2 separate regions of the Homo sapiens genome follow, and region 1 is linked to region 2. The links are chromatin loops, found by intact Hi-C in ENCODE. Cell type or tissue: PC-3. All regions are shown on one strand. Links, peaks and the distances in the headings refer to the core of each region. The heading gives the core; the rest is flanking DNA.

Region 1 (15,979 bases), core at 4,306-12,305, 530 kb before region 2:
AATAGCATCTTAAAGGCTCTGATAAGTCCATCTTTAAATAATCATTTAAAAATATACTTATCTCATCATTTTTCTAATTTGTTTGATTCCAAACTGTGTTTGTTATTTTAGAGTTGATTTTCCTTCATCACCTATTGTGTTATGCTAGACATTTCAGGTAAGTGTCTCAATCATTTTGCAAGGTTTTTTTTTTTCTTGGTAAGGTGAAACATAAATGCAAGTAAAATGCCAATGCGTAGAGTATTCCCTGGATCATTGTAGTAAATTCGTGTAAAGTAAATAAAATGCCAGATGTTATAGTTTCATTAGACCCAGGGGCACATTTTTTTTTAAATTTCCGCTGGTATTGTCATTACACTACTTGAATCAATCTTAACTGAGCTCAGACTCCCTCATACCAAATTGGTTTCTGCCTTCTACACCTCTGGCTCCATCATTTAAAAGTCTCTGCTAAAGTAATTTTATAGGTTTCATCTTGTTTCATCTTTGGTCAAAAATTGCTTCTGCATTGGATATAGAATCAAGTTGAAATTTTGTTATCTGATATTCAAAGTTCTTTTTCTAATTAGACTCCAATCTACTTTTCAAAATTATTATCTCCCACATTAGCCCCACTTGAAATTTTGTACACATTTCCTGTTCTCAGTGTTCTGCACCACCTAAAATAATATTCCCCTTCTCTAATATAAATTTAATCTATGCTATTTATATTTCAAAGCCTGTGCTCTATAAGGGCTTTTCAGTACTACCACATCTCACAATTATCTCCCTTCCCAATTTCAGTGACATTATTTGTCTATACCACTAATGTGAGACATTAATTTGTTTATTTTATAATTATCCTAGTTATGGAGATGAATGCATAAAAGTCATAGTTATATAAATACGGGCTTCTGAAAGGCAAGAATGATTTACATCTTTTATCTATTAGAACCAAAAGATTTATCAGCTTAATAAATACCTAACAAATATAGGTACAGAAATTGATAAAATGCCTACATATAAATTATAAATACACTGAAACTCACAAAGGTCTCCTTCACTGACAATCCATATATATTTTAAGGTTGCTTCAACTAAAATATTAAGTGAATGCTTTGCAAATTTGACTGTATCCAGGTTTATATCAGAAGGTGAGATTGAATAAGGCTTGATGCAGAATCTAAACTTCACATTTATCTGTATATTATGTTCACTTCTAAGGATATAGCACAAAGGGAACATTTTTTATTTAAAGTGAACTACAGCTGTGCTGTGAAGAGAGTTCTTTATAAAGACTGCAGGTTCTTATAACTTTGGTTTAAAATGCAATATGGGAAAATGTTGGATATTTGAGGCCTTGCTTAATATATTTCTACTGCAGTATCCTTTAAAAGCAAAAAAAAAATGCATTTATATGACAGTTTTCCTCTGTAAAGGTCCTTGCTTATATGATACAAGCACTCTGTTTTGTGCTTAAACTCTTCAGAGGGGTAGCATCAAAGTTCTTGGGGAAGGATTGTATATGTCCCTTCCCTAAAAGAATCCCTAGAAGAATGGTTGCTGATACGGCTACTGCTTCTACATCTTGAGTTTTTTAATTTGCTTTTATTAAAGCATTGATGCTGCTTGATTCAAGTCCTGTGCTTGGCCAGGTGTGTTAATTTCAATAAATGCTTTGTGAGTTTGGTTAAAATGAAAAACAAAATTATAAATACAATTAATGAATTTGCCAATATAATAGTGCTTATTCCATTGACACTCTTAGTCAATGTTTGGCTTGTTCCACAATACTTTCCTATTTTCTCCTCTTATTCCCCACATACTTTATAAAATATGCGTTGTATATATTTTCTCTCTCTTTCCCTACACACGCATATGTATAGTAGATATATATGTATGTAAACATACATACCTGTGTATATACGTAGATACGTATATACATGCATTTCCACATAAATACATACCACTATGGAAATTATCCCCAAATATAGATCTATCTGATTTTAAATACATATAATACAGTGTTAGTTTAGCAACATAAAGTCACATTTACTATTATTGCATATGTTATCACCAATTCTCATTTCTGAGAATTAAACCGAGGGATGGAAAATCTGACCCACCAGCTGTATGTAGAAGTACAATTTTATTGGAACACAGCCACACTGATTAGTTTATATATTGTTCATGGCTGCTTCACTGCTGAAAGCCCAAATTGATTAATTGCATCATGGAGCAGATAGCACCACAAAACCTACAATATTTATCATGACCCTTTACAGTACAAGTTTGCTGACACCTGACTCAAAATCAGAAAAACATGTTATTGGTTTGCCTATATCTTGAGACCCAGGTGTCGTAGATCCATTGATATTTTTCTTCTTGACATCTCCCTTTATTCAGTTGTAATGGGAGTCTGACGCAATCATTCAATAGGACATTATTTGCCACCCATTCTTTTGTTGTCTGAGGCATTCAGTTGGAGATTATCTCCCCTTGGAAATGTGAAAAACGTTATAAGGAGATCTCAGAAGGTGTAGAAGTTGAGCATGATTCAGAATTACTTCCTTCTAAAGTTCTTTTGATTATGCAAGGCCTAATTAGCAAGCTAAATCATAACACGAAGAATGTGTTTGCTTTGCAAAATCAAATCAATTGCACAATTTATGTTCCCTGCAGCTGCTACTTCCCATTTTTATAGAAGCAGATCCATTCCAGCTGTGGTTATGAGAAGCTCTTCCTTCTACTCTTTGACAGCTGAGATGTTTCAAGCTCACCAATACAGATACCAAGATGCCAACAATCATAACTTGTAAGCAAATTTCTTTTAAAGAAATCAGTGTTTTGAAACTGAAAAATGACTAAAATGTAATATATTATGTGTCTAGCAAGCCTGAGGAAATAGAACAATTCATACTGTTGGATATTAATATATAAATTTCAAGGTTAATTCCATTAACTTGGGGATTGAAACATATTAATATTTTTATGCATCCCAAACCTGACACATTAAATTTGTGTTTTATGATAAATTCTAAAAATTAACATTGAATAATATTTTTATTTCTTTATAATATAACCTTAAGCAAATAAATAGAGACTATACCTCATTTTAAAGGGACAAACCAGTTTTTTGCTAGCAAGAAACAAACTCAATTGCTAATTCTCAGTAAATGTTGTTGACTGTCATTTTCAAGCTTTTACATCTGCGCAAAGTCTAAAGTATGGGTTTGGGCTCAATCTTGTCAATATGTGTTTTGCTTAATAAATCTCTAGCAATGTATTATGTTCTAGTTTTTCAATTCTATCAACCTTTTTTTGTATTGTTATGGCATTAACACCAGAGTATGGCAAACAGCAATTTTAAACAATTCTGGAATTGTAAGAATACAAATTATTTCTAACCAAAAGCATTAGATTAGAACTGCATGCAGTAAATGCAAATAGAATCACACAATTGATTTGATAATAAGTGAAATGTATCCCTGTTCACAGACCACTCATTCTCTTTAACTTTTCCTATGTGTTAGAAAGTTAGATGGAAGCTGAGCGTTTAGCCAAAATTATTTTTCATACTTTAGCATAAGCATACTATTGGTGTACATTTGCTAATTTTCACTTCATTTTTCTAAATTTCTAAGGAGAACACATAGTAGTATGCAAGATTATTTGAAATTCTAATAGATTTGGAGCTCATACATTAGCCTAAAATTTTTATTTGTGCAAGCAGCAATTATCTTTGAACCACTATATTTATTAAAAATTTAATTCAAGAAAGAATACTGATATGACATACCATCAGCACCAGTTAAGGAAAATTTCCTGAGCTCATCCCAGCACCTGAATCGTGCAAGAAGAGTTGTATGTGTGAATAAGAGAACCGTTTGATGGGGGTACCTAGGAATAGGGAAAATTCTATGGTATTGATTCATCATTACTAAAGTGTATTCCTCAAAATATCAGTATCCTGTGTCCCATTATAAAAAATATTTTTAGAATAGTTTCCATAATTTATTAATTTTTGGAAAACATTATATAGTATTTCCCTGACATTAAGTGTTCATTTGTATATGAAAAGCTCTGACAAATCCTAACACAGAAATCCTACATGTGTTTTGTTCTGTTTTGTTTTGATTTGATTTGCTTTATTTTCCCTTTCATTCTCCAACTTTATTTGATAATAAAACATTTCTTTAAGTAGCAAATATTGACATCCTTTGGGAAAACTATGTACCAGAAAACACTTTGTGAAAGAGATAAATAGGTCTTTGAAAAAAAGACGAGAACCCACATGGAGATGAGGTATACAGGACTTATGGGATACTGGCCAGTCTCGCACAGGTGCCTTTTTAGGCAGATGCTGATTCTAGGTTCACTTAGGTCACTTTGCTCAGAGTGACCTATGCAAAAGAAAACCCTCAGAAAAGCACCGGGAGCATAACAGTGACTCTGACACTTCTTAGAAGAATGTTCTACAACCAGCAGACACATTTCAAGGAATTCTCCATTGTTCTCTATGATACTCTCTGGGAATTTCTATCCGCTAAGAATGATAGGCTTCCTAAGTGTCATATCCTTTATCAAAACATAGCCAAGGACCAATCGTACTATTTAACAGTGAACCAGAACAGTTTATAGAACACATTTCTTCCCTAACTAGTGGTCTTTGGCCTTTTGGTAATTAAGTTAAACAAACATTTGTGGAGTCTTTACCATATATACTTATCCCTGTGTTAAGGTTGGCTATAGAAAAATTATAAAGGAAAGGACTTAAAGGAATAACAATTAACCACAATAAATTAGGATAAATGCTCTACAATAGAATAATTAAAGTGTAATAGGAAGACCAGGGTGTTGGGAAGAATACATTCTGCTTGTGAAAGATGTAGAACATGGACAAAATTTCATAGAGTAGGTTATATTTAAGCTGGGGATCAGAAATAATATACCCCATAAAAAAGGACCTGGAGAGCTGCTACCTAGTACTGTACAGAACCACAATGGTAAGTTGGGCCACCAATTTTCAGGAACAACTCTATCAGGATTGGGGACAATTTTATCAGGATTGGCACTGTGTTACCTATACCAAGCAATGGTCTTGAGTATTAAGGGCTCCTGATACGGTCATTCAATAAACATTTGAAAATTTCCTATATGCAAGGCATATATATGCAAATGAATCCAAATACTTACACATTACAAGTAAAGCTCCCTGGTTAATCCCTCTAGTTTGCTCACTATTGGAAACATTTTCTCAATGTGTTCTGTGGGTTTTGTACATTTTCTGTTATTTCTAGATCCCTTTATTTGGAGATAGGTATGGGATAGGTAAATGAAGAATACATATATGCTATTGCCTCTTTTTTCTTAAAAAATTTGCACATGGGTACTGAAGTGGCATTTTTAATAATACATTTCATTCTCCACTTCTTTCATAAGTAAAACCTTGATACGTGGTCATAGGAAAATGCAACTCTGCAAGTGAGCTGTACATATTTAAGTAGGGTGGTATTAAAAGTTGAGCATTTATCTTTAAATTTAGTAATACATAAGTGTGTGTGAATAAATCTAGAAAAAAATTAAAAATACACATACACACACACACACACACACACATACATAACCACACACAACCATTCTTAGGATGAATACTTTATTTCCCCTCAGAGCACAATTCAAAACAAATCTATTTGGGTTAAGGGGCTCATCTTTGTAAAATTTCAACTTCTAAACAATGTCTCACTTATCCCTTGATCCTTAAAATAATAAACCAGCCCTGCTGCACAATTAAAACACGGTATCTGTGTTGTTGGATTCTTTACTCTCAAAGGTGTGGCACAGGTGCATGCTATCAGGGAACAGAAGCATTCTGCACAGATGTTAACAAGTGTAGAAGTCATACATCATCCCACACCAAGTTCTTAGCAGTAAATGTGTGTCCGCCTTCTAGTCTGGCTGGTCTGCCTTGTTCCACATACGTATACTCACTATGATACTCTCTGTGAAACTCTGGGAATTTCTACACACACCTCTATCCAACCAAAAATCAAAAATGATTTCTGAACTTTTCTGACCTTTTTATATTTTTTAAAGAAAAAAACACTGTTTCTTAATCATCATCTACTAATTAATAAAGGGACTGAATGTACCAGCGGCATTCAAGAACAACGACCCTACTAACAGGAGAGTACATGCTACAACTTGATTCATTTTGCTTATACTTTAAATTTTCAAAAGGCAGAGGAAACAATGAAGGTTACTGTATTCAAGTGGGAAAAGTAAAGTGAAATGATAATTCATTAACAGATGGAGTCATTTAAATTACAGGAAAATCTTAAAAACTTTGCATGACACTGCATACTGACTGGAATGTAGGTCTCAATACTCTGTGTATTTCACATTTGTTCAAAAGTTATTGTTCATTACTGGAATGTAAAGATAGTTGCATCTGAGGAATTGAAGACAGCTTTTCTGGAACTAAAATCTTTATCTTTTAAAAAAGTCTGCTTCCTTATCTTTGTGTTCTTTACATAATATGCTTTTGTGAATTAATTTATAATACAAAGTGGTGACCATCTTCTCCAGCTCCTTTTCATCAGATTCTTTCAGACAGGATTCTTATAAGATGCAAGAACTCATCCTGAACACCTGAGACATAGCTCCAGAGCAGCTGTTGTTTGTTAAATCTCCTCTTGTTTTCTGATTATTACATTTTGAAATTAAAAGTAGCCTATCATATTTTCTGATCATAATTCTGGTAAGCCTTCACAAGTACACACACAATTATAGTCTTTCATTTTCATGAGGCTACTAATTTATCTATTCTCGTACTAACTGGTCATAACCAGGGTCATTGAGGAGTGGTTCATAACACTTACCTGTATAGTATTGGGTCCTTAGGGGAAAATGGCTACATCATTGTGAAATTCATAATAGCAAAGAAGATAGAAACATGTCTTAGACTTTACAAAATAGGTTGACAAAAATTGTCATAATCCTTCCTCCTGAAAAACCTTGAAAGGAAAAAAGTTTAAGAAGTATCAGTTGATCAAAAAATAAAACTTTGATTCTACAATTTAAAATATTCTCATTAAGGAAGAATTGGAGTTTTATCCAAACAAACTAAAATGAAATTTTAATTAAGATTTTCAGATTTGTGCATGCTATTTACAAACAAGTTAGTATATGTAGAATATAGTTAAGTCCTGTGGTGGTTTAATCTTTTGAGTTTGGGGTTGAAATTCTCTCTTCTCCCCAAGTCTTTTGACTTTGAGTAAGTAACTTAAGCACTTGAATCATCTATGTCTTCATCTATAAGTGGGAATAACAAAATTACCTATCTCAAGTTTTTGATGATTAGATTGAATAGCATTATAAAGCAATTAGCTCAATGCCTGCTTTGCAATACATATTTTATACTGATAGTCATAAAGAAGTAGAAGGGGCATTTAAAGAAGAATAAATATAAATATACACATAAATAAGGTAAGAAACATTGAGGCATCAAAGATGGTGAGACTTTGAAAATATTCTACAGAAAATACAAGGCCTATAACTTCATTCATGTTTCAGGGTCACCTTCCCGGTGAAGCCTTTTCTGACCACTGATTTAAGATTGCAAGTATCCCTCTTTCACCTTAAACTCCTATTCTACTTCCGTTCTTAGGCTTATTCATCAAGCACCTAGACCTGTTCCTGCCTTACAAAAGGTGCTAATATTTGTTGACTAACTAAATGAATAAATAAATCAAATGAATGATTAAGTGGAACAAAGATGGAATAAACTCGTTGCCTAGGGGAGGTGCTGTAAAGTTAACTGATAAGAGAAAGCATATTTACATTTATCTTTTTTCCGTAACAAAGAATGTTTTCAAAATAAAAAGGAAAAGGCAAATATTGAAAAGGAGAATAATCTTTGCATAAATGAGGATAGACCAATCTGTGCTGGAGTAAAAATAAAGGCTTCCATTAAAGTGGGCCTGAGACTCCTTGGCAGTAGACACAGCTTTACCAGCTCTATGTTGTATTGCTGGTGTGTTAACCACAAGGTGGCCAAGTTCACTATGAAAGGGAAGAGTGGAGAATTGCACAAAGATTGTATGCCCAGAATTATATATTATATTTCTCTCTTTCTCTCTCTCTCTCAACCTCCCCTCCCCCACCCCACCCCCCCGACACACATAATGTCTCACCAATTACTGGCATTTAAAACACAGTCACATGGTTCACATGATGCAATCACATAACTGCAAGAGAGGCTGGGAAATGGTCCTCTATTGTGCCCAGGAATAGGAAATGGTTTGATAAATGTTCCAGATGCTTTCTGACACAATGCTCAAAATACAGTCATTTTAAGTGAATATGAGTTCCAATCCCAAATTAATTGTCATTTTGGAAGGAATTTGCATGTTTAATTGTAGAAACACTGACAGTAATCAGTTAAATTTTGATAAATAAAATTAATATCAAAAAATTAAGGTGGGAAATGTTTCCTCAAATTTTGTTTTTACCAGGGTGAAAAATACAAGTTCTAAAAGACTTCAAACTGAAAAACATGTAAGTTATCTGTACAACTCTAGAAAAGATGAAGAATCAGATGGTTAATGAACCTCCCAAAAGGAAGTGAAGAGAGCTGGGAACTAATGTGGGTTCACTAAGGAATCACCATAGTTGGCATAATTATTAAATTAGTTCATGACCTAAGAAGCCCGAGACAGACAACGATGGAGTGAATAAAACGGTGAAGCTTTATATTCTCAGAATTTGCTGAAACAGGGAGACAAAACTATTATCCAATGTGAAAAGAAAACAGGCAAACAGGCATTAGGGCTGGGCGCAGTGGCTCACGCCTGTGATCCCATCACTTTGGGGGGCCAAAATGGGTGGATCACTTGAGGTCAGGGGTTCGGGATCAGCCTGGCCAACATGGTGAAACCCCATCTCTATTAAAAATACAAAAATTAGTCTGGCGTGGTGGCGTTCACCTGTAATCCAAGCTACTCGCAGGGCTGAAGCAGGAGAATTGCTTGAACCTGGGAGGCGGAAGTTACAATGAGCAGAGATTGCACCACCACACTCCAGCCTGGGCGACAGAGTGAAACCCTGCCAAAATAAATAAATAAATAAAAGAGAGAGAGAGAGAAGCAAAGAAAGAAGGAAAGAAAAGAAAGAAGAAAACAGAGGTGTTACTAAACTATTAACTCAATGTAAATCAACAATGTGAAAAATATGATAGGCCAGGCACGGTGGCTCACGCCTGTAATCCCAGCACTTTGGGAGGCCAAGGCAGGTGGATCACGAGGTCAGGAGTTGGAGACCAGCCTGGCCAATATGGTGAAACCCTGTCCCTACTAAAAGCACAGAAATTAACCAGGTGTGTTGGTACGCACCTGTAATCCCAGCTACTCGGGAGGCTGAGGCAGGAGAATCACTTGAACCCGAGAGGTGGAGGTTGCAATGATCTGAGATCACCCCCGACTGTGCTCCAGCCTGGGCAACAAAGCAAGACTCCATTACAAAAAGTAAAAAGAAAAAGAAAAGAAAGTAATCTGTTCTCACACTATACAGTGGTAAAATAATATTGAGTTCAAGATAAATCGTTTATTAGCTCTAGTAAAACATTACAAGCCCTGTCATGTCAAAATGTTATTCCATTTAATTTTTCCAACTAGCTGAATGTACTATTTTTCTGTTAAAACCTTTCCTCTGTAATCACTAGCCTGGTTAATGATCTCACTATCTCTCTATCCTACAGCTGGAAACATGGGAGTTGTTCTCCATTCATTCCCATTTCACCTTTATATTTTATGGGGCACCATGTACTTTGATTATATTTCCTGTCTCGTGCCCTCCGTGCTTTATTTTCTTCTGTAGTATCACAGTAGTCTCTTAAGTAGGCTTATTATTTCCAGTGCCAACTCTCTGCAATTTAATCTCCACACTGCTGGTAGTAATATTTCTAAAACATGATCTGGCTAGGTTATTCCCTTGCTTTAAGTCCTTTACTTTCTCTCCATTCTCTGTAGTATCCATTCTAAATTCCTCAAAAAGACATTTAAATGATGGCATAGTACAGTATTATTCAAGCAGTAGACTATCAGTATCTACTACTGGTAAATTATCAATTAGTGGCTGCAAACTAGATTTACTCTTTTGGGACTAACATTTAAAAAAATAGAATATACTGGAATAGAGTTATCCAAATACATTACCCATGATAAGGGTAACTCTAATTTTGTGGAATTTGAGATACAAACACACACATGCACACTCACCCATACATATATAATGCATATACTAATTCATGACATAAAATACATTTCTTACTGTGGATTGAGATATTTTAAAAAATTGTTTTGAGAGATGCTTGCAGAGTGGTTAAGAGCAAGATGACTGGGGCTCAAAATTTAATTCTGCAATTCGCTAGTTTTGTAACTTTTGGTAAATTATTTAACATCTCTCTGATTCACTTTCCTAATTTTTAATGAGACTAAGAATAATATGTATATTGTTATTTTGAATATATAAGCATGCATAAGAATGCATGACTTGAAGTGTGTATTCAATAAATGTTAACTATACTTTGGGAGGTTTTTTCCTTTTGTTACTTTTTTAATCAACCCTGATGTGGTTTGGCTCTGGGTCCCCACCCAAATCTCACCTTGAATTGTAATAATCCCCACTTGTCCTGGGAGGGACCCAGTGGGAGGTAATTGAATCATGGCAGTGGGGATGTCCTGTGCTCTTCTCATGATAGTGAATAAATCTTATGAGATCTGATGGTTTTATAAGGGATTTCCCCTGCACATGTCATCTTGCCTGCTTGACTTTGCTCTTCATTCACCTTCCGCCATGATTGTGAGGCCTCCCCAGCCATGTGGACTTGTGAGTCCATTAAACCTCTTTGCTTTATCAATTACCAGTCTCAGGTATGTCTTTATTAGCAGCATGAGAAGAGACTCCTACTTGCTCTGTAGCTTTACCTGTTACACTTCTGTATATCACATGCTTCACTACAGCTTATTTGAACTTAGAAAAGACATAGTAAACATTCTTTCAGTGCACCACCAAGTGCACTCATATATGAAGCACCTCATATATGAAGAAACTTGGGCAGAGACAAATCATATACTTTGCCCAAGTTCACAGAACCAGTTACTCTTATGTGCTGAAGGCCAGTCCTACTCTTAACTACCAGGCTATACTGCCTCTAGTACCTTTGCTTATAATCATCACTACAACCGTCCGCACTACCACTCTTCTCACTCGTCTTTGTTGTGCATATACTTATTGAAACTTTCAGCTATTTCATTATATATCTGTCTTTCACAGTGGATTTTATTCCCTGTGCTTGAAATGACCTTTTCTCAAAAGTTTTTTTTGGAAAAGTTCTACACATCATTCTAGATTCTGCTCGCAAATTTCCTCTCTAAATGCAACTACTGGCAGACACAATTAGTTGCTTTTTTTTGTATTCCAAAAGTACTTTGTGATTTCTTTCTAGGTATTTTTCAATTTGTGTTATAGAAAACAAAAGTCTTATGAGATGTTTTGAAAAACAGGTCATTGTTACCAAATTTTGGGAAATGCTGCATAAGGTTACTTCTTTTACTTTGAAAAAAATCACAAAATATATTAATATCTTAAGAGCTCAGAGAAGACCTGACAGAAAAATGGTAATTTTTCTTTTCTTTAAACCATTGTCCTCAGATTTTAATAATACATTTTGAGCCATACTTTGGTGTAATACTTATTAGAGAAACTCCTTTAAAAATACTTCACCGTTAGCATTTATTTGCCTAAGTTGAAATTCTTCTTCCATGCATGTTACTTCCACTAGAGTGTTGTAGTGGATATTTATTGTTTTGGTTACCCAGTATTAGTATGTTCTTCTTGTTTTGGAATAACTCTTAGGTAGTTGAAAAATAGGAATTTGCTTACCACCATGAAAGCAGAAGTAGCTATTCTACCTTTTGACATCTGATGCCTAACTGCCTATTTTTATCTAGGAATTTGACACTTGGCAGAAAATGCAAGGATATTTATTCCTACTTATAGCAAGAGAAGTGGCTGTCAGTTTCCAGTTCTATTGGGATCATTGTTTTCCTGTGTCATTCAGCTTTTATTGCACAACACCCAATCGCAAAAATCTCAGTGGCATACAACAAAAGTATTTACTTCTCACTCATGTGTTGCTTATTAACTGGAGTTCGGCTGATTTAGACTAGCCATTGCTAGGCTTGGCTCCAGGCCATACTTAGAGTTTAGATCTTGTCCATATGGCTCACATTTTTCTGGGGATCCAACAGCATACCTGGGGCATGCACATTCCAGACACATTTAAGTCTTTGCTGTTTCATGGCCACTGAGATCCCATGGTTCACAGCAAGTCATATGGCCAAACACAAAGTTAAAACACTAGGAAATATCTTTTTTTTCTACTATGAGACCATGATAAGGCTGTGAATGTATACATTATCTATTACAAGAGAACAGAGAATTGAGAGTATAATCTGCCATATGTTCTAAGCACACATTTTTGTTGCTGAATCTTGGTTGAGCTTCAAATCCCTTTTTTTTGCTGCTGGAGAGTATTTCTCAAGTCTTCCTGTTGATTTGAAGAGCTGCTTGATACCCTCTAGCAAACAGTTACCTTTCAGGTCATATGAAATCATATGAGCACCTGGGAGAGGGTTTTGGGGCACAAAGATGAGGTCCTCAAATGACATCAGGAGGCAGTAGCCTAACTTATACCTGAGTATAACCAAATTCTGATTAATAAATCTCTGTGATACTCTCATCAAATATTTTATTGTGGGAAACTGATCATTGTGCAGGATAGGATATTTTTAGGAATGTAGTTTTAAAATAACGAATATAATCTTTGTTAGGACACGAGAATTTTTTTCATTTTGAATCACTACCTAGTAATATATTTTAACCAAGTTTTCACCATAATATTCACTTTTACAAATATAAAAGCTATAATCAAAGGTATATGTATTAGTCCATTCTCATGCTTCCATGAAGAAAATACCAGACTGGGTAATTTATAAAGGAAAGAGTTATAATTAAATCAAAGTTCCATAGGGCTGGGGAGGCCTCAGAAAACTTAACAATCATAGCAGAAGGGAAAGCAAACATGTCCTTCACATAGTGACAGGAAGGAGAAGAATGAGAGAAGGGCAAAGCAAAATGGGGAAAAGCCCCTCACAAAACCATCAGATCTCATGAAAACTCACTCCCTATCATGAGAACAGCACAGGGGAATGGCCCCCATGATTCAATCACCTCCCATGAGGTCCCTCCCCCAATACATGGATGTTACAATTCAGATTACAATTCAAGATAAGATTTGGTGAGGATACAGCCAAATCATATTATTCTGCCCCAACATGTGGGGATTACAACTGAGATAACAATTCAAGATGAGATTTGGGTGGGGACACAGCCAAACCATATCATTATACCTGATTTTTAGTTGCTATTATTTTCCTATTAGAAACCAAATTTGGGGAGGCATCTCCAAATACTAACATTGGTAAGTAAGATATAATTGAGTAGCAAACAGCGGTGGTTTTTTATTTCTACACAAAGGTAATACTCCTCTTCATTGCTAAGTATGTAACTGATATTTTACAAGTTTAACATTTAAAAGAATACTTCTCCACCTGAGAGTTGACAATATGTATTAGAAACAGTAGAATGCTAGTTAACAATGAAATATGGAAACGAAGGCCTGGAAGGAAGGTTTCTAATATTATGTGGGGAAAACAAACAAACCTGATGATCAATCAGTGTGAATTATTATCAGTGTTCTTCATTATGGTTAGAAAGTTGAGCATTACAGTTAATTCACCTGCACATCTGTGACTGCTAGAGGGAATTGAAAGCACCACTGTCTATCCAAAAAGAAAATAGCCTTTAGAAATACTTTGTAATGCCAGATAATAAGGTGATATGATTACAAGCTAATAGACTCCATTACAGTACACAACACCACTTTGGGTTCAGCCTGATATTCCTCTTCTCACACTCCAGATGCTACTCTACTACCGAATTATCTCTCTCTTTGTATTGTTAGTGTGCAGATTGACTGTATTGTGTGTGTTTAATTTTGTTCTAAAAATTTTTTGTGAATTATGGTTTAAGTTATTACTGGGTATCTGAAAAGTAAGTATAAAATCAATGCTTTGTAAGCTCTGGGAAAAATATTGACTAACTTCTAAGGAGATTCATTGTTGTGGGAAGTCAGGGACCCCGAACGGAGGGACCGGCTGAAGCCATGGCAGAAGAACGTGGATTGTGAAGATTTCATGGACATTTATTAGTTCCCCAAATTAATACTTTTATAATTTGTTACACCTGTCTTTACTGCAATCTTTTAACATAAATTGTGAAGATTTCATGGACACTTATCACTTCCCCAATCAATACCCTTGTAAGTTCCTATGCCTGTCTTTACTTTAGTCTCTTAATCCCATCATCTTCGTAAGCTGAGGAGGATGTATGTCGCCTCAGGACCCTGTGATGATTGCGTTAACTGCACAAATTGTTTGTAGAGCATGTGTGTTTGAACAATATGAAATCTGGGCACCTTGAAAAAAGAATAGGATAACAGCAATGTTCAGGGAACAAGAGAGATAACCTTAAACTCTGACCACCAGTGAGCCAGGCGGAACAGAGCCATATTTCTCTTCTTTCAAAGGCAAATAGGAGAAATATTGCTGAATTCTTTTTCTCAGCAAGGAACATCCCTGAGAAACAGAATGCGTCCCTTAGGGTAGGCCTCTAAAATGGCCACTTTGGTGGGCAGCCATCATTTATGGTCGAGCTGTAGGGATGAAATAAGCCCCAGGCTCCCATAGTGCTCCCAGGCTTATTAGGACGAGGAAATTCCCACCTAATAAATTTTGGTCAGACCAGTTGTCTGCTCTCAAACCCTGTCTCCTGATAAGATGTTATCAATGACAATGTGTGCCCAAAACTTCATTAGCAATTTTAATTTCACCCCAGTCCTGTGGTCCTGTGATCTCACCCTGCCTCCATTTGCCTTGTGATATTCTATTACCTTGTGAAGCACATGATCTCTGTGACCCACACCCTATTCATATACTCCCTCCCCTTTTGAAAATCACTAATAAAAACTTTCTGGTTTTATGGCTCAGGGGGCATCACGGAAACTGCTGACATGTGAGGTCTCCCCCGGACACCCAGCTTTAAAATTTCTCTCTTTTGTACTCTGTCCGTTTATTTCTCAGGCCAGCTGACATTTAGGGAAAATATTATTTATTTATTTATTTATTTATTTATTTTTAATTATACTTTAAGTTTTAGGGTACATGTGCACATTGTGCAGGTTAGTTACATATGTATACATGTGCCATGCTGGTGCGCTGCACCCACTAACTCATCATCTAGCATTAGGTATATCTCCCAATGCTATCCCTCCCCCCTCCCCCCACCCCACCACAGTCCCCAGAGTGTGATATTCCCCTTCCTGTGTCCATGTGATCTCATTGTTCAATTCCCACCTCTGAGTGAGAATATGCGGTGTTTGGTTTTTTGTTCTTGCGATAGTTTACTGAGAATGATGATTTCCAATTTCATCCATGTCCCTACAAAGGACATGAACTCATCATTTTTTATGGCTGCATAGTATTCCATGGTGTATATGTGCCACATTTTCTTAATCCAGTCTATCATTATTGGACATTTGGGTTGGTTCCAAGTCTTTGCTATTGTGAATAATGCCGCAATAAACATACATGTGCATGTGTCTTTATAGCAGCACGATTTATAGTCATTCGGGTATATACCCAGTAATGGGATGGCTGGGTCAAATGGTATTTCTAGTTCTAGATCCCTGAGGAATCGCCACACTGACTTCCACAATGGTTGAACTAGTTTACAGTCCCACCAACAGTGTAAAAATGTTCCTATTTCTCCACATCCTCTCCAGCACCTGTTGTTAAAAGAACCTACATGAAATATTGGG
Region 2 (15,979 bases), core at 3,980-11,979:
TTCGTCAACTTGGAATTCTGAGATTTGATTATTCAAAACGTGGAACAGTACCTATAAAATTTGTTTTTACCTTTGTAAGCCATCTGGAACTCAAGAGCCATTAGACCTGCTTTTGCAAATCACTGTTTTATACAAATAAAACAATTTTTCAGAAGGCAATTTAGAATTTTGAAACACATACCAATTGTCAGAGTCAGTCTGTCAGGTTCTGCTCATCATTAATTTTTTAAAACATCAATTATGGTAAACTCTATCATAATTGCAATAGAATACAATTCAATAATGAATATAAACATTTAATGCAATGCATAGAATAGAATTCATAAGCTGACAATAATATTGGTCTCTTCATATTCTATTCAGGGAAGCCCAAGCTCTAAACTGATATATACACTGCAGAGACTAGGAGACAAAGGTAATATTCTGAAGAAGAATATTTTAGGGAGAAAAAATGAGAAAATGAATAGCCATCTAGGTCATTTTTAGACCAAAATTTTATTTAATTTTATTTTTATGGTGTGATGCCCAAGTAATGGTTCAATAGCATCACAAATAGTCCTAAACCCTGGGGGATAACATGCTCTCCTTCTATTTTTAGAAATGCAATTGACATCAAAATAGGTATAAAAATACCTACCTCCCTGGGTCTTGTGAGGATCAAATGAGATGATGTGTATGAAAGACTCCAGATGCTATACAAATGTTGGTTGGATTATACGGGAAGCTTTAGAGATGCCTTTGCACAGTGGAAGGATCCTTGGACTTGGTAGTTGAAAAAACTCAGTTTTGCTAGCCATGTTATTTTGAGTAAATCATTTAAATTTAATTCCTCTGTGTCATACTTTTTACATGTAAAACGAGGATATAATTTCTACCACAGTGCTGTTTTGTAAATCACCTCAAACAAAATGAGATCTATAATGAAAGTGCTTTATAAACAATGAAGCATAATGCTAATAGTGTAACAGATTGTTAATAGAGTACTTATTAAATATGGCATAAGTAAAGGAATGACATTTACAACAAAATAAATACAATTGTTTAAGTGAAAAATCTATGTAGAAAGGATTGAGAATTGAACTGAGTTCTTCTGTTGAATACTTACCATATTGCGATCTCAGATTCCCTATGAAAAGGACAAAGTCCTGCCCTTGAAAATGTTAGGATTTCAAGAAGACGTAGGGCATACTTTGGGTATCTACAAGATATAAAGGAAATAAACCCAAAACTAAAATTTGCATTATAAGCCACTTTTATGGTTAAATCTCATTCCTAGCCTGAATAATACTTTTTATTGAGAATCAGTTGTATAGAAAGCATTGTCTTATGTCCTGATTTCTGGGAGAATGTGTGTGTTTGTGTGTGCTTGTGTGTAGTGGAAATGGATTTGAAAGGTATACTACAAAAGAATGTAAATGTTTACTTCTATTCCCTCAAGCTTATATACTTGAGAAACATAAAATTTGATAATACGAAGAATCACAGAATAAATATCAAATGACTTACCCTAGAATGTATTACTGAAACTTATTAAGCCTACTATGTGGAAAATGGTCTTTAATTATTTTTACCAAAGAAACAAGAAGGTGAAATGTCAGGGACTGAATATTTGTGGCTATACTTTCCCCCAAAATCTAATAAATTGCAATTAAAACATTAAGAATTAAGAATAATTATGCTTATAGTGTAATACAGCGGTCCCCAACATTTTTGGCACCAGGGGCTTGTTTCATGGAAGACAATTTTTCCCTGGGGGATGCAGCGGGCTGGGAATGGGGTGGTTTGGGAATGAAGCTGTTGCATGTCAGGTCATCAGGCATTAGATTCTCATAAGGAGCGTAACAACCTAGATCCCTCACATGTGCAGTCTACAATAGGGTTCACTCACCACAGGGTTCACAATCCTATGAGAATCTAATGCCTCTGCTGATCTGACAAGAGGCAGAACTCAGGCAGTAATGCTCATTCTCCATCTGCCACTCACCTCCTGCTGTGCGGTCCAGTTCCTAACAGGCCATGGACTGGTACCCATCCCTGGCAGGAGTTTGGGGACCTCTGGTCTAATACATATGTATGTACTTAACTTCTTTGTCTTCTAGTTATTCCTTTAGAAATGTAAAGAGACAGGGAGCTTAAGAGAGACAACTAGATCTGGTTAGAGCCTTATTTGAGTGAAAGTTGTCAGATTACCTCCCTAAGCCTCAGTTTCCTCATCTGTGAGGGAAGTCCTAACTCAATGGGTTGTTGTAAAGATTCAGCATTATAATCAACACAAGTGAACCAAAACCGTGTCAGGCAAATGCTTGGGTCTCAAAAAAGTGAGAGTTTATTAAGTGTCTCAGTAATCTTTATTCTTAATAAACCCACCAAGTGATAGTTTGATCTGGCAAAGATGGGACGGCACACCCAGCACTAAACTTAACTATTCTCTTTCACACAGAATATTGCTAGTTTTTACTGGTGACATTTTAATTTTAAATTTACATTTTAAATTTTTCTGATATAGTCACTGGGAAGACAAAGGACAGAGTTTGTTACAGTGAGAAAATAACACAATTTTCTGAGGTCTTTTTCATGAAATGTTTTAAACTGGAGCTTTGTCTTTGGAAATTCTTGCTCTTGGACATAGTTATCATGTTGTTTGAGGTTAGCAAGGATGTGATTTTGAGGTCACAACCAGACATTGTTTACTGAATGTGTATAAGATAAAATGAGATGAGAGGGTAATTATCTATAGGTTTGCCTTAATTAGCAGATAACATTTTCTAATTTAACGAGGCCTCAGTGATAATAATCAACAGTCAAGTTTCTAAATAGCTTTCCCATATCTTTGTGGCCATTAATTCCCTCATCTTTAAGTTTTCGACATTCTTTTCAAGGCATCTGGAACACTTGAGCAGCAATTTTCCCTGTTTGCAGCAATCACCAGTTGAATGCTTTTGTGAATGAGAAATTAAATGGGTTTTCAACAATGTAGATAGTTTTAAGTGAGAGTCCCATTGAAATTATGGATGAATCAAGGGACAGCAGGAAGTCTGTGATTTTCTCCATTTGCAAATGTTTTTCTAAAAAATGCCATCCTAAGAACACTTTACAGATATTAACCCATTAATTCCAGTGCCTCATTTTTTTGAAGTAATTCTTATTCTTTCTTTATGGCTCCAAAAATTCACAGAAGAATAGTTAGCAAAGCAGCAGTCAACTATCCACACCAAATTTTATAAACTGCATTAAATGTACTACTATTCACTGGAAAACTCTTATAAAATATATACATGCATGACTTACAAAAGTATAAATTATAAATGGTATGAAAAATGCTTCAAAATCTAGAAAGAATGTAAGAACTTAGGCAGGGAAAAAAGAAATATATACAATCTTATTTAGCGATCTGCTTATTATCACATGAATTTGTGAGCAGAATGATCTAGAGAAGGCCTATGACATGTAGTGAGGCAAACAACATTTTAAAAACTCCTCTGGAAGAAGATGGAATCAATGAAGTTTCAAATTCACCTGCAAAAGTTACAAGCAGATTTGAACTATGTGACCAAATCTAGCTGCACCTAGATTTGAAAGGACACCATTTGGATTTGCCATATGCGCTTCTGAGAAGGAGAGAGGTATGAGTAGAGCTTTTTTTTTAACTTTTAAATTTAGGGGTACAAGTGCATGTTTGTTTCATAGGTAAACTTGTGTTATGTGGGTTTGTTGTACAGATTATTTCATCATTCAGGTATTAATCCTGGTACCCATTAGTTATTTTTCCTGATCCTCTCCCTCCTTCACCTACCTGGCTCCAAAAGGCCCCAGGATGTGTTGTTCCCCTCTATGTGTCCATGTGTCCTCATCGTTTAGCCCCTATTTAGAAGTGAGAACATGTGGTATTCGGTTTTCTGTTCCTGTATTAGTTTGCTAAGGTTAATGGCCTTCAGCTCCATCCATGTCTCTGCAAAGGACATGATCTCATTCTTTTTTATGGCTACATAGTATTCCGTGGTGTATATGTACCACATTTTCTTTAGCCAGTCTATCATTGATGGGCATTTAGGTTGATTCCATATCTTTGCTATTGTGAATAGGGCTGCAATGAACATACACATGCATGAGTCTTTATAATAGAATGATTTCTATTCCTTTGAGTATATACCCAGTAATGGGATTGCTGGGTCAAATGGTAGTTCTGTCTTTAGGTCTTTGAGGCATTGCCACACTGTCTTCTACAATGGCTGAACTAATTTACACTCCCACCAACAATGTAAAATCATTCCTTTTTCTCCACAACCTTGCCAGCATCCATTATTTTTTGACTTTTTGATACTAGCCATTCTAACTGGTGTTAGGTAGTATCTCACTGTGGTTTTGATTTGCATTTCTCTAATGATCAGTAATGTCGAACTTTTTTTATATGATTTTTGGCCACATGTATGTCTTCTTTTGAAAAGGGTCTGTTCTTGACCTTTGCCCACTTTTTTATGGGATTGTTTGTGGGGTTTTTTGTACATTTGTTTAAGTTCCTTATGGATGCTGGATATTAGACCTTTGTTAGATGCATAGTTTGCAAAAACTTCCTCCCATTCTGTAGATTGTCTGTTTACTCTGTTGATAGTTTCTTTTGCTGTGCAGAAGCTCTTTAGTTTAATTAGGTCCTATTTGTCAATTTTTACATTTGTTGCAATTGCTTTTGGTATCTTCATCATGAAATCTTTGCCCATACCTATGTCCTGAATGGTATTGCCTAGGTTGTCTTCCAGAGTTTTTATAGTTTGAGGTTTTACACTTAAGACTTTAATCTATTTTATGTTGATTTTATATATGGCAGGGGTCCAGCTTCAATCTTTTTCATATGCCTAGCCAATTATCCCAGCACCATTGATTGAATAGGGAGTCCTTTCCCCATTGCTTGTTTTTGTCAGGTTTGTTGAAGATCAGAGAGTTGTAGGTGTGCAGTTTTATTTCCGGATTCTCTATTCTGTTCCATTGGTCTATGTGTCTCTTTTGGTACCAATACCATGCTGTTTGGATTACTGTAGCCCTACAATATAGTTTGAAGTTGGGTAGTGTGACGCCTCCAGCTTTGTTCTTTTGCTTAGGGTTGCATTGGCTATTTGGGGTCTTTATTTGGTTCCACATGAATTTTAAAATAGTTTTCTCTAGTTCTGTAAAGAATGTCAAGAGTAGTTTAATAGGAATAGCATTGAATCTACGAATTACTTTGGATAGTATAGCCATTTTCATGATATTGATTCTTCCTCTCCATGAGCATGGAATGTTTTTCCATTTGTTTGTGTCATCTCTGATTTCTTTGAGCAGTGGTTTGCAGTTCTCCTTGTAGAGATCTTTCACCTCCCTAGTTAGCTGTATTCCTAGGTATTTTATTCTTTATGTGGCAAGAGTAGAAATATTTTTAAGGAAGATGATTCTTGCTCCTACTAAATAACTATAGAAGAGGAAGAATCATTTGGCTTTCACATGACTTGTGTATTATAAATAAAAAAGTTCTTTCAAATTAATTCCATTTACTATGTTTTATATATTCCTTCCATAATTCACTTATTCTATTCAGTAAAGGCTTAGTCTGCCAAAACCACTGCATGATTTTCCAAAGGAGGTACACAGTAAAAAAAAAATGATTAGAACCATAAGTTCTGGAGTTGGACCACATGGGTTTAGATCTTGGCTATACTCCTTGCTAGCTGTGTAACATGGATGAACTAGTTAATCTCTCCAAACCTCAGTCTCCTCAGCTCTCCTATTATTAATAAAATCGGTTTAATAATAATGTATTCCTCCTTATTTTAATGAGAGGATTAAATGATAGCATGTTGAGAAAGCACTTACACAGTATCTGGCATATTATAAATGTCCAATAAGTACTAGTTATTGTTAGAATTTCTGGATTTAAAGAGATCACTTATTTTTTAAAGGTATCTTGATTGTTACTACTATATCATGCAAATCTTTATCTCTTTTAATTATTTATTTAATGACAGAAAAATACTGTAAAAACTGAAAAATTCAAAATTAATTTTCCAAGTGCCTAAGTAATTTCTAAATAGAGATATAAACACATTTAAGTTCACAATAATAATTGCATTTCATTGGAGTTTTACAACTACTGCTTGGTTCTAAATGCTTTGAACTAGACAGTTAAACTTCTCATATTTTAAATTTTTTTCCAAACATAAAATGCATACATTGAATAACCTAACTTTAGGTATACTGAGACTTCATTTTATAATGAACAGTTACATGAAGAGTGCCTGCTCCCAAAAAAAGGAGTTATAATGCTTCAATTTTAAGTGGTAAGACATTTACTGGGACACAGAGTAAAATTATAGTGAAAAATGTGAAGATGCTATCTGAATAGTGATAAGATAATTTTATTGTCTATTTAAAGACAGGCCTTGGCAATTGGAAAATATTAGTTAAATCTTTTTTGAGCTTTTTGCTGTTATTGTTGTTTTTATTATGTTACTAGTTTTGCTTTCTTTCTTCTATCTTATAATATTTTCCCTAAAGAATGGGGTTAGTTATGTGGGGCAATCTAATATGATGGTATTTATAATGCTCTAAATTAAATTTTTGAGCTAAGAAAATCAGTCACAACACTTGAGATTTGTCAATTTTCTAGTGAATTATAGTTATCTGTAAACAGTTTTGATTATGAAACTTCTATGAAATCTCTCATTATTTTGTAACTTCTTTCCCTTATTTATTTTACAGACTAAGCCATTTTCTCTTAAGCCTATGTTAGCAGCATCTCCCCTTGGAAATACTATGATCATTTGATAATACTGGGTTTCAAACTCTAGATGCCTTTCTCACATTGGCTTCATAGTTCAATTCCATAAGTTTGTGTCAAGATACTACTACATGTAATTCAGGTTACTAGAGTTCCTGCTCTCAAAAAAAAAAAAAAAAAAAAAAAAAAAAAAAAAAAAAGGGAGTTTGGCCTGTCCAGAAATAAAATAATGTGGCAGAAAAGGTATATAAAACCTCTTGAGATTTTAGGGAACTGATTAATAGCATCTCTACCTTTTCACATCAGAGTCCTGAACCAACTAAGAGGTAGAACAAAGTATCAAGCTGCTACAGATCAGGATAGTAGCTTTTTGCATTATGGGCTTAAATGTGTATCCCCAATTTGGTTCCTTGAATTGAGCTTACAATTCAGATCAGCAATGCTCCCCTGCAAGTTCCCTGTAAGCTCACTATGCATCTGATAGAGCAGCATGCAGCCTCTTAGGAGGTAGGCAGATGGACAGTAAGAACCCTAAATGTCCTGGACTAAGCGTGCTTAATTTCTTCCCCCAAATTTGTCAGTTAGGCCAAGCATCCTCCCCACTGCCCCACCTGGGCAAGATGGATGAAGGAAAGGATCCCAAAAGATGTAAATGTTGCTCCTTTTTTCCCCTTTAGTGCATGCAGTGGAAATTCCCCATCACTCGGTTGGAATATGAAGAGTAAAAATAAGTGTTCCCATCCTAAAAGAGACAACATGAATTTCAATTCAAAGAAGAAAGATTCCAGATGGTTGGAATGATCAGGAAATAATTCAGAGAGAAGATAGTATCTGAGAAAGGCTTAAAAGAGGAATACAAATTAAACAGGCAAGATGAAAGAAAAGGGCTACCATAAGGAGCCTTGTAAAACGTCCAGAAGAAATAACTAGAAGAATTTCCAGGCTTCAAAAAGGACCCAGTTAACATTGGAGTGAATTTTTAATGAATTTAGTCAGTACGATTTGAGACTTTCTTTATTAATATTTAGGAGGCAAGGATAAGGCAGACATCATAAAGTGTTTACAGTTAGCAAGTGCCGTAATGTATATTTAACTTAATGTGGCATTCTATGAAAGTAGTGTATCATTACAATAGATGTTGTGGAGTTCAGGCTCTGTTGCTGGACAAATGAAACCAGTATCTGTGTCAGTCTAGGAGGAGTAAAGAAGGGAAAATAATGAACAGATTTATGGGGAAAAGCAGAAGACAGACGTCTATAATGAAAGAGAAGTTTTGGAAAATGGATTAATGCCCAGAGATAAAACCCACACTATAATTATGAAAATCATTAGAATTTTAACAAAAGGAATTTTGAGGGCCAAATAGCAGAGGGTCATCACTGGATGCTGAAATCACTAAGGATGCTTCTAAAAATGTTGGCACAATGTGGTGTAAGCTAGTGGAGAAAGATGGATACCCATCACAGAAGTTGTTGGTGACATTGATGAAGAATTAAATAGCATAAATACAGAAAAAATAAGTGGCTTCAGAACATGCTGTTGGTTAATAATCTGGAAGTGGTATTGGCTGATAAATAATATGGTGACGTATTCTCCTGTCCTTATAGAAAAAATAGGCTAGAAGGCATCAGGGAGAAATCGGGTTTCAATTAATAAAAAGTGTAACGAGCCTTGAAAAAGATTTGAGAATTTATTACAATGTGCAATAAAATGTAGCTAGTCAGTAACATATGATTTATGAGACACTAGCAAGGAAATGGGCCAGAGTATATATGTGGCCTGGGAAACAAGAGAGATCTAGGTAAGAAAAGGGAGTTGGGAACTATCAATAGCAAGGATTAAGAAAATGGGTTGAGAGAGAAGCTCCAGGAAACTGTTGACAGTACAGAAGGTGTCATAATTTAATCACTTCAGTCCTTTGGAATGGTATTGCCAAGTCACTTTGGGATGTTAAAAAATTATATTCCTTCAACACTTTATAATTAGGAACAGGAATTGGCATCATCCTATTGGAGCTTGCTGCTAACAACGTGGGAGTTTTTAGAGACAGATACAAGGTCTTGCCAACACATTCTAATGTAGTCACAATGCCATCCAGTGGTTACTTTGGTTACTTTACAGGTACTTTCCATTGCTCTTTAAGAATATATTTTATTTTATAGTTAATATTCATCAAAGTTTCAGAAAGCTTGTATGGAAAGTGTTTTATTATATCTTCAAAAATGGCATAGCAGGGATTTGATTTGCTATGTACTTCTAAGCTAATGGAGTTATATCCAGCTTGTTTTCTATATGTGTTATGCTCTGGGAAACATGATTTAGCCTGTCCTCTATCAAAATTAATGCAATAAGGAACCATGAAATAATGGGACTTACACTGTATTCAATTTTAGTTCTAATAGAAACACAATGGAAAATAACATCTGCGACATAGGCCTGGTTGATCAGAGGAAAGTAATGGACATTTGTTGCTGTGATTTTATTGGTGCTATGGGTTTTTTCCTTCACGGTATGCTCATCAGTATAGGGATAATGTAATAAATACTTTTGACTTCACTCGTATTTAGTCTCAGTTTGTCTGTAAGGTCATAATGAGCAAACTTAAATGGGAAACATTAATTTGGCAGCTGACAACATAAAATAAATCTAGCTGCCATTAGCAAGGACCCTTCTTAAAATTTTTATAAAAGCACAGCTTTCAAGTTTATTGCACATCTCTTTAAAAATGTATTTCAAAGTAACTTCAGAGACATCTATTTGGCACACTCAAACTTTTGGTGATGAAATTCCCTTTTGCCACTAAAATTCATTATTTGAATCTCCATGGTAAATTAGCTTTATGAGTTAGCTATTGTAATTATTTTTCTGTGAAGCAAAGGCAGGAGTAGAGACAATTTCATCATCTTATCATCATTTGTATGTGGAATCACTAAAGAGTTTACCCATGTGGAACCATGAAAGTCCCTGATTTACCCCTCTATCAGTAGGCATAAACATATCTAAACCACCCAAGAAACTGTACATTAATATTGCTTCTAAGACCTGGGGGTTGGGGGGTAGCATCCCCACAGTCAACAATGTTAAAGTGATGAAACATTTTAAATAATTTTAATGTTAAAATAATTGGAGCCATTTCTTGTTTGATTATTTTCACACTATTGGTCCTTAAACTGTTTAAATTTGGTTCAGAAAGTACAGAGCGGGCCGGGTGTGGAGGGTCACACCTGTAATCCCAGCACTTTGGAAGGCCGAGGAGGGTGGATCACCTGATGTTCAGAGTTCAAAACCAGCCTGGCCAACATGGTGAAACCTCATCTCTACTAAAAATACAAAATTAGCCAGGTATGGTGGTGCATGCCTGGAATCCCAGCTACTTGGGAGGCTGAGGCAGGAGAATCACTTGAACCTGGGAGGCTGAGGTTTCAGTGAGCCAAGATCACTCCATTCACTCCAGCCTGGGCAACAAGAGCGAAATTCTGTCTCAAAAAAAAAAAAAAATACCAAAGTGATTTGGAAAAGAAAGTGATATTGATGTAAATGATGGCAGTGTCTGCAGATTTTCAGGGGTGTAGGAGCAAGAGATCTAATGTTACCCAGACCGAGTGGCAAAACTGAAGATAATGACCACAATAGAAACACTTCACAGTTCACAAGAGTTATGGTGTTTTATCTTCACTCATGTAGCTAAATACTCCATGTTGATATTCATTTGTCAATACTAAATTAAGCTGAGTAATTCTTTTAACTAAACACTGATACTCTACAACCTGCTTCGTACAGTACATTTATTGGGGGCTTTGTTCTTGTTGTTGAGTTCTATATTTTTTTAACTTTACATTTGAAAAAGTTTTAGACTTACAAAAAAAGTTGAAATAGTACAATGAACACACATATACCTTTGCTTACACCAAATGGTAACCTCTTTGCCACATTTGCTTTGACTATCAATTTATTTTTTTTGGAGTAAACTAGATAAAAATAAGTTGAAGACACTTCAACCTATAACCCTGTAAACCTTAGGGTTTACAACCCTACGTAGTTTACAATACTACTACATACTTCAGTAGTATCTCCTAAGAACAAAAATACTTTCCTGTATAACCACAATGTCAATCACACATCCAAAAATTGAACATTCGTCCAATAATATTATCCAATATAATCTCTAAATTTAAATTCCCCCAATTCTCCAAAATTTCACTGATAACTCCATTGTAAAAGCATATTTCTTTTTTTTTTTATGTTTTTTTTTATTATACTCTAAGTTTTAGGGTACATGTGCACATTGTGCAGGTTAGTTACATATGTATACATGTGCCATGCTGGTGCGCTGCACCCACTAACGTGTCATCTAGCATTAGGTATATCTCCCAATGCTATCCCTCCCCCCTCCCCCGACCCCACCACAGTCCCCAGAGTGTGATATTCACCTTCCTGTGTCCATGTGATCTCATTGTTCAATTCCCACCTATGAGTGAGAATATGCGGTGTTTGGTTTTTTGTTCTTGCGATAGTTTACTGAGAATGATGGTTTCCAATTTCATCCATGTCCCTACAAAGGACATGAACTCATCATTTTTTATGGCTGCATAGTATTCCATGGTGTATATGTGCCACATTTTCTTAATCCAGTCTATCATTGTTGGACATTTGGGTTGGTTCCAAGTCTTTGCTATTGTGAATAGTGCCGCAATAAACATACGTGTGCATGTGTCTTTATAGCAGCATGATTTATAGTCCTTTGGGTATATACCCAGTAATGGGATGGCTGGGTCAAATGGTATTTCTAGTTCTAGATCCCTGAGGAATCGCCACACTGACTTCCACAATGGTTGAACTAGTATACAGTCCCACCAACAGTGTAAAAGTGTTCCTATTTCTCCACATCCTCTCCAGCACCTGTTGTTCCCTGACTTTTTAATGATTGCCATTCTAACTGGTGTGAGATGATATCTCATAGTGGTTTTGATTTGCATTTCTCTGATGGCCAGTGATGATGAGCATTTCTTCATGTGTTTTTTGGCTGCATAAATGTCTTCTTTTGAGAAGTGTCTGTTCATGTCCTTCGCCCACTTTTTGATGGGGTTGTTTGTTTTTTCTTGTAAATTTGTTTGAGTTCATTGTAGATTCTGGATATTAGCCCTTTGTCAGATGAGTAGTTTGCGAAAATTTTCTCCCATGTTGTAGGTTGCCTGTTCACTCTGATGGTAGTTTCTTTTGCTGTGCAGAAGCTCTTTAGTTTAATTAGATCCCATTTGTCAATTTTGGCTTTTGTTGCCATTGCTGTAAAAGCATATTTCTATTCTTATCATTAATATTCTCTTCCCAGGATACCTTCTACCCAGTGTTTTTAGCATAGTTGGCCCTTGCCTGAATCACTTATTATATTGACTATTACAAAAAGGTGATTTTCTAATTCTATCATTTCCTTTACATTTTGAGATTTTTTTATTCTGTGAAGACTGTTCTCTTCCTTTTACTTAATAGTATCACTCAGCCACATAGATTCCTTTTTATTTCAATTTTTTTGTAGTCCATCACCATTATTTTTCTTTTTCATGCTCGTATTGTCTGAAATTTAGCTGATGAGAGCCACCAGAAACCACCCCTGTGTCTTTCTGACATGTCTCCAACAGATTTGGGGCATGTTCTTACTTACAAAATAAGGTATTCTAGGCCCACTTTGTACCTTGCCTGTTCCAGACATTTGTTTTTTGTTTTGTTTTGTTTTGTTTTTTGTTTTTTTCCTATGGGCAATGATATTTGGAAACCTGCATATGCTCATTTTTACTGCAATATTATTTTTCTAGGCTCATTTGGTGGACAGGGCTATATTTTTCTTAATAATGAGTACATAGTTATACCTCCAAGTCAAATCCAATACCATAGAATGTTTCCTCACTTTTCTCCATTTCATATGTTTATATCACATCTCCCACTGTCAAAACAGTAATTTGTTTATTTATTTATATTTATTTATTTATTTTTGAGATGGAATTTCGCTCTTATAGCCCAGGCTGGAGTGCGATGGCGTGATCTCGGCTCACTGCAATCTCCTCAGCCTCCTGAGTAGCTGGGATTTCATGCATGCGCCACCACACCCAGATATAGATATAGATATATCTATATAGATATAGATATAGATATAGATATAGATATAGATATATAGATATAGATATATCTATATAGATATAGATATAGATATATAGATATAGATATAGATATATAGATATAGATATAGATATATAGATATAGATATAGATATATAGATATAGATATAGATATATAGATATAGATATATAGATATAGATATAGATATAGATATATAGATATAGATATAGATATATAGATATATAGATATAGATATAGATATATAGATATAGATATAGATATATAGATATAGATATAGATATATAGATATAGATATAGATATATAGATATAGATATAGATATAGATATATAGATATAGATATAGATATATAGATACAGATTTAGATATATCTATATAGATATAGATATAGATATAGATATATCGATATGTCTATATCGATATAGATATAGATATAGATATAGATATATCGATATAGATATCCATATAGATATAGATATAGATATATCTATATAGATATATCCATATAGATATAGATATAATCTATATAGATATAGATATAGAGATATAGATATATCTATATAGATATAGATATAGATATATCTATATAGATATAGATATAGATATAGAGATATAGATATAGATTTAGATATATAGATATGGATATAGATATAGATTTTTTTTAATAGAGACGGGATTTCTCCATGTGGGTCAGGCTGGTCTCAAACTCCCGACCTCAGGTGATCAGCCCACTTCCGCCTCCCAAAGTATTGGGATTACAGGCGGGAGCCACCATGCCTGGCTGAAAACAGTAGTTTCTAACGTCCTTGATCTATTTGCCATTTGCTCTAGCCTAAGTTTCAGATTTTTAATTATTCATTTTTGTCCTTGGACAATGTACCACTAAGGGTGTCTCACTTAACAATGTATATTGAAACTAACTTTACACTTGAAAAAGTTTTAGACTTACAGATTATAGAGATACACTTTATTCTTTTTTATGGCTCCATAGTTCTTCATTTTATGGATCTATCAGAATTTACTCAACCAATCCCTATAATTTGATATTTGGGATTTTCCCCAATATTATGCTATAATGATGTACTTTGTGCATGTTATTTTATATTCTTCAAGACGTATCTTCAGGGTGAATTTCTAGAAGTGGGATTGCAAAGAGAAGAGTTACTAAAGATAAATACTTTTGTCAGATATTGCCAAATTTCCCTCTATTAGAAATTGTACCATTTTGCATTTCCACCATTGTCCTTCCTAAAATAACCAAACCATTATTTCTTTGAAAATATGAACAATATTAATTAACTAATATTAAAAAATAAAGAGCTTTTCTAGAACAAGCATAAGAATTCCTTACACACTATCCTCACTTCCTGATTCCAAACTCAAATTTAGATTTTATAGGTAGAATATGCCACTGCAGAAGCAGAGAAGACTATAATTCTAGACAAGCCTCAACATATGTAATCATTTAAAGCTTTAGTATTGGTATTAGTCCATTCTCACATTGTTATAAAGAAGTATCTGAGACTGGTAATTTATTTTCTTTTTTTTTTTTAAAAAAAGGAGTTTTAATTGGCTCGGGGTTCTGCAGGCTGTACAGATAGCATAATGCTGGCATCTTCTTAGCTTCTGAGGAGGCCTCAGGAAACTTATAATCATGGCTGAAGTGGAAGGAGGAGCAGGCGTCTCACATGGCAGGAGCAGGAGCAAGAGAGAGTGAAGGGGGAGGTGCCACACACTTTTAAATGAGCAGATCTCAAGAAAATGAACTCACTATCATGAGGACAGTATCAAGAGAATGGTGCTAAACCATTCATGAGAAATCACCCCTATGATCCAATCACCTCCCAGCAGGCCCCACCTCCAACGTTGGGTGATATGGTTTGGCTGTGTCCCCCAGCCCAATCTCATCTTGAACTGTAGTTCCCATAATCCCTATATTTCATGGGAGGGACCCAGTGGGAGATAACTGAATCATGGGGGCAGTTACCTCCATGCTGTCCTCATGATAGCGAGTGAGTTCTCTCGAGAGCTGATGGTTTTATAAGGTGATTTTCCCCTCTTCACTCTGCATTCTCCTTGCTGCCGCCACATGAAGAAGGACGTATATGCGTCCTCTCTGCCATGATTGTAAGTTTCCTGAGGCCTCCCAGCCCTGCAGAACTGCGAGTCAATTACACCTCTTTCCTTTAGAAATTACCCAGTCTTGGGTATGTCTTTATTAACACTGTGAGAATGGACTAATCCATCGTCCATTGTAATCCATTGTAAACTAATCCACGTTTACAATTGAACGTGAGATTTGGATGAGGACACAGGTTCAAATGATATCAGTATTTATGATTGCATTTTTCTTGAGCTAATTAAAAATATTAAATAAAACAAAGTCATTCATAACATAGAAATTTGGAGTGGAAAGAAATCTTAGGGATTTACTTTTATGGATCATATTAGCAGAAGGTGAAGTACTGACAATATAAAAATGATTGAATGCATATCACATTGTTTCTTAGAGTATGGATCAATACATATAGCATTTTTGCCACTTTCTACTCAAAATACAATCTTCTCTCCCTTTTTTTTCTTCCAGGGCCCCCACTCTTCTCCATATCAACCGTATACCTTTCTAGATGTCTAATATATTTAAATAGTTCCTGAGACCCTATGATCTGATTTCTCAGTTTCCATTCCCAAGTAGCTAAGTGTGGCAGACCAGGTCATGTGACTGGAACCACTGTGGATTCTCCTCATGAGACACCAATGGGCTTTCACTGCTACTCAGTACTCCTGCTGCTCCAGGCTTCAAATGTCTGAAATTCCCACAATGCCCCTAATCCCTTCTCTTTCAGTTGATAACCTTAGTTTTTAGTTCACATGAAGACCAACAACATCCCATTGTGTTCCTATCAATTCTATCATCCCTTTTCCAGAACATCTTTATTTTCACTCTTTTTTCTCTTTCTCCTAGACAACCCCACCCCTACCTCATCCTCCATGCTCTTCCTCTGGAGCACTATAAGTCATCTCCGTTTTAATTTATAATGTTTTAAATCTTTCTCACTTCTGGTAACTTCTCTTTGTCTACACACATGTATAGGTCTGTAACA

What was found. A loop is a pair of places that touch in the nucleus more often than their neighbours do. Peaks named below come from ENCODE experiments on the same cell type or tissue, not always from the same donor. Only the 100,000 strongest peaks of a DNase experiment are listed, where the experiment ranks them.
Region 1: a loop joins it to region 2, with 5 times the contacts of the local background. A loop is called at or near these places in 2 of 110 quality-filtered maps.

What each region holds. Positions count from the first base shown.
Region 1 is chr12:78,634,001-78,649,979 of GRCh38, forward strand. No RefSeq gene overlaps it. Among named protein-coding and RNA genes, the nearest start is that of SYT1, 220 kb to the right of the region's middle. In PC-3, for the core only: a CTCF peak has its summit at 7,991; no DNase peak of the experiment used is centred there.
Region 2 is chr12:79,166,062-79,182,040 of GRCh38, forward strand. The region is part of intron 3 of SYT1 (synaptotagmin 1); the gene reads left to right. It overlaps LOC124902973 (a long non-coding RNA gene), which reads right to left and starts at 6,907. Exons shown (of 2, transcript XR_007063386.1): 1 at 1-6,907. In PC-3, for the core only: a CTCF peak has its summit at 8,835 (motif pointing left); a DNase peak (open chromatin) is centred at 8,820.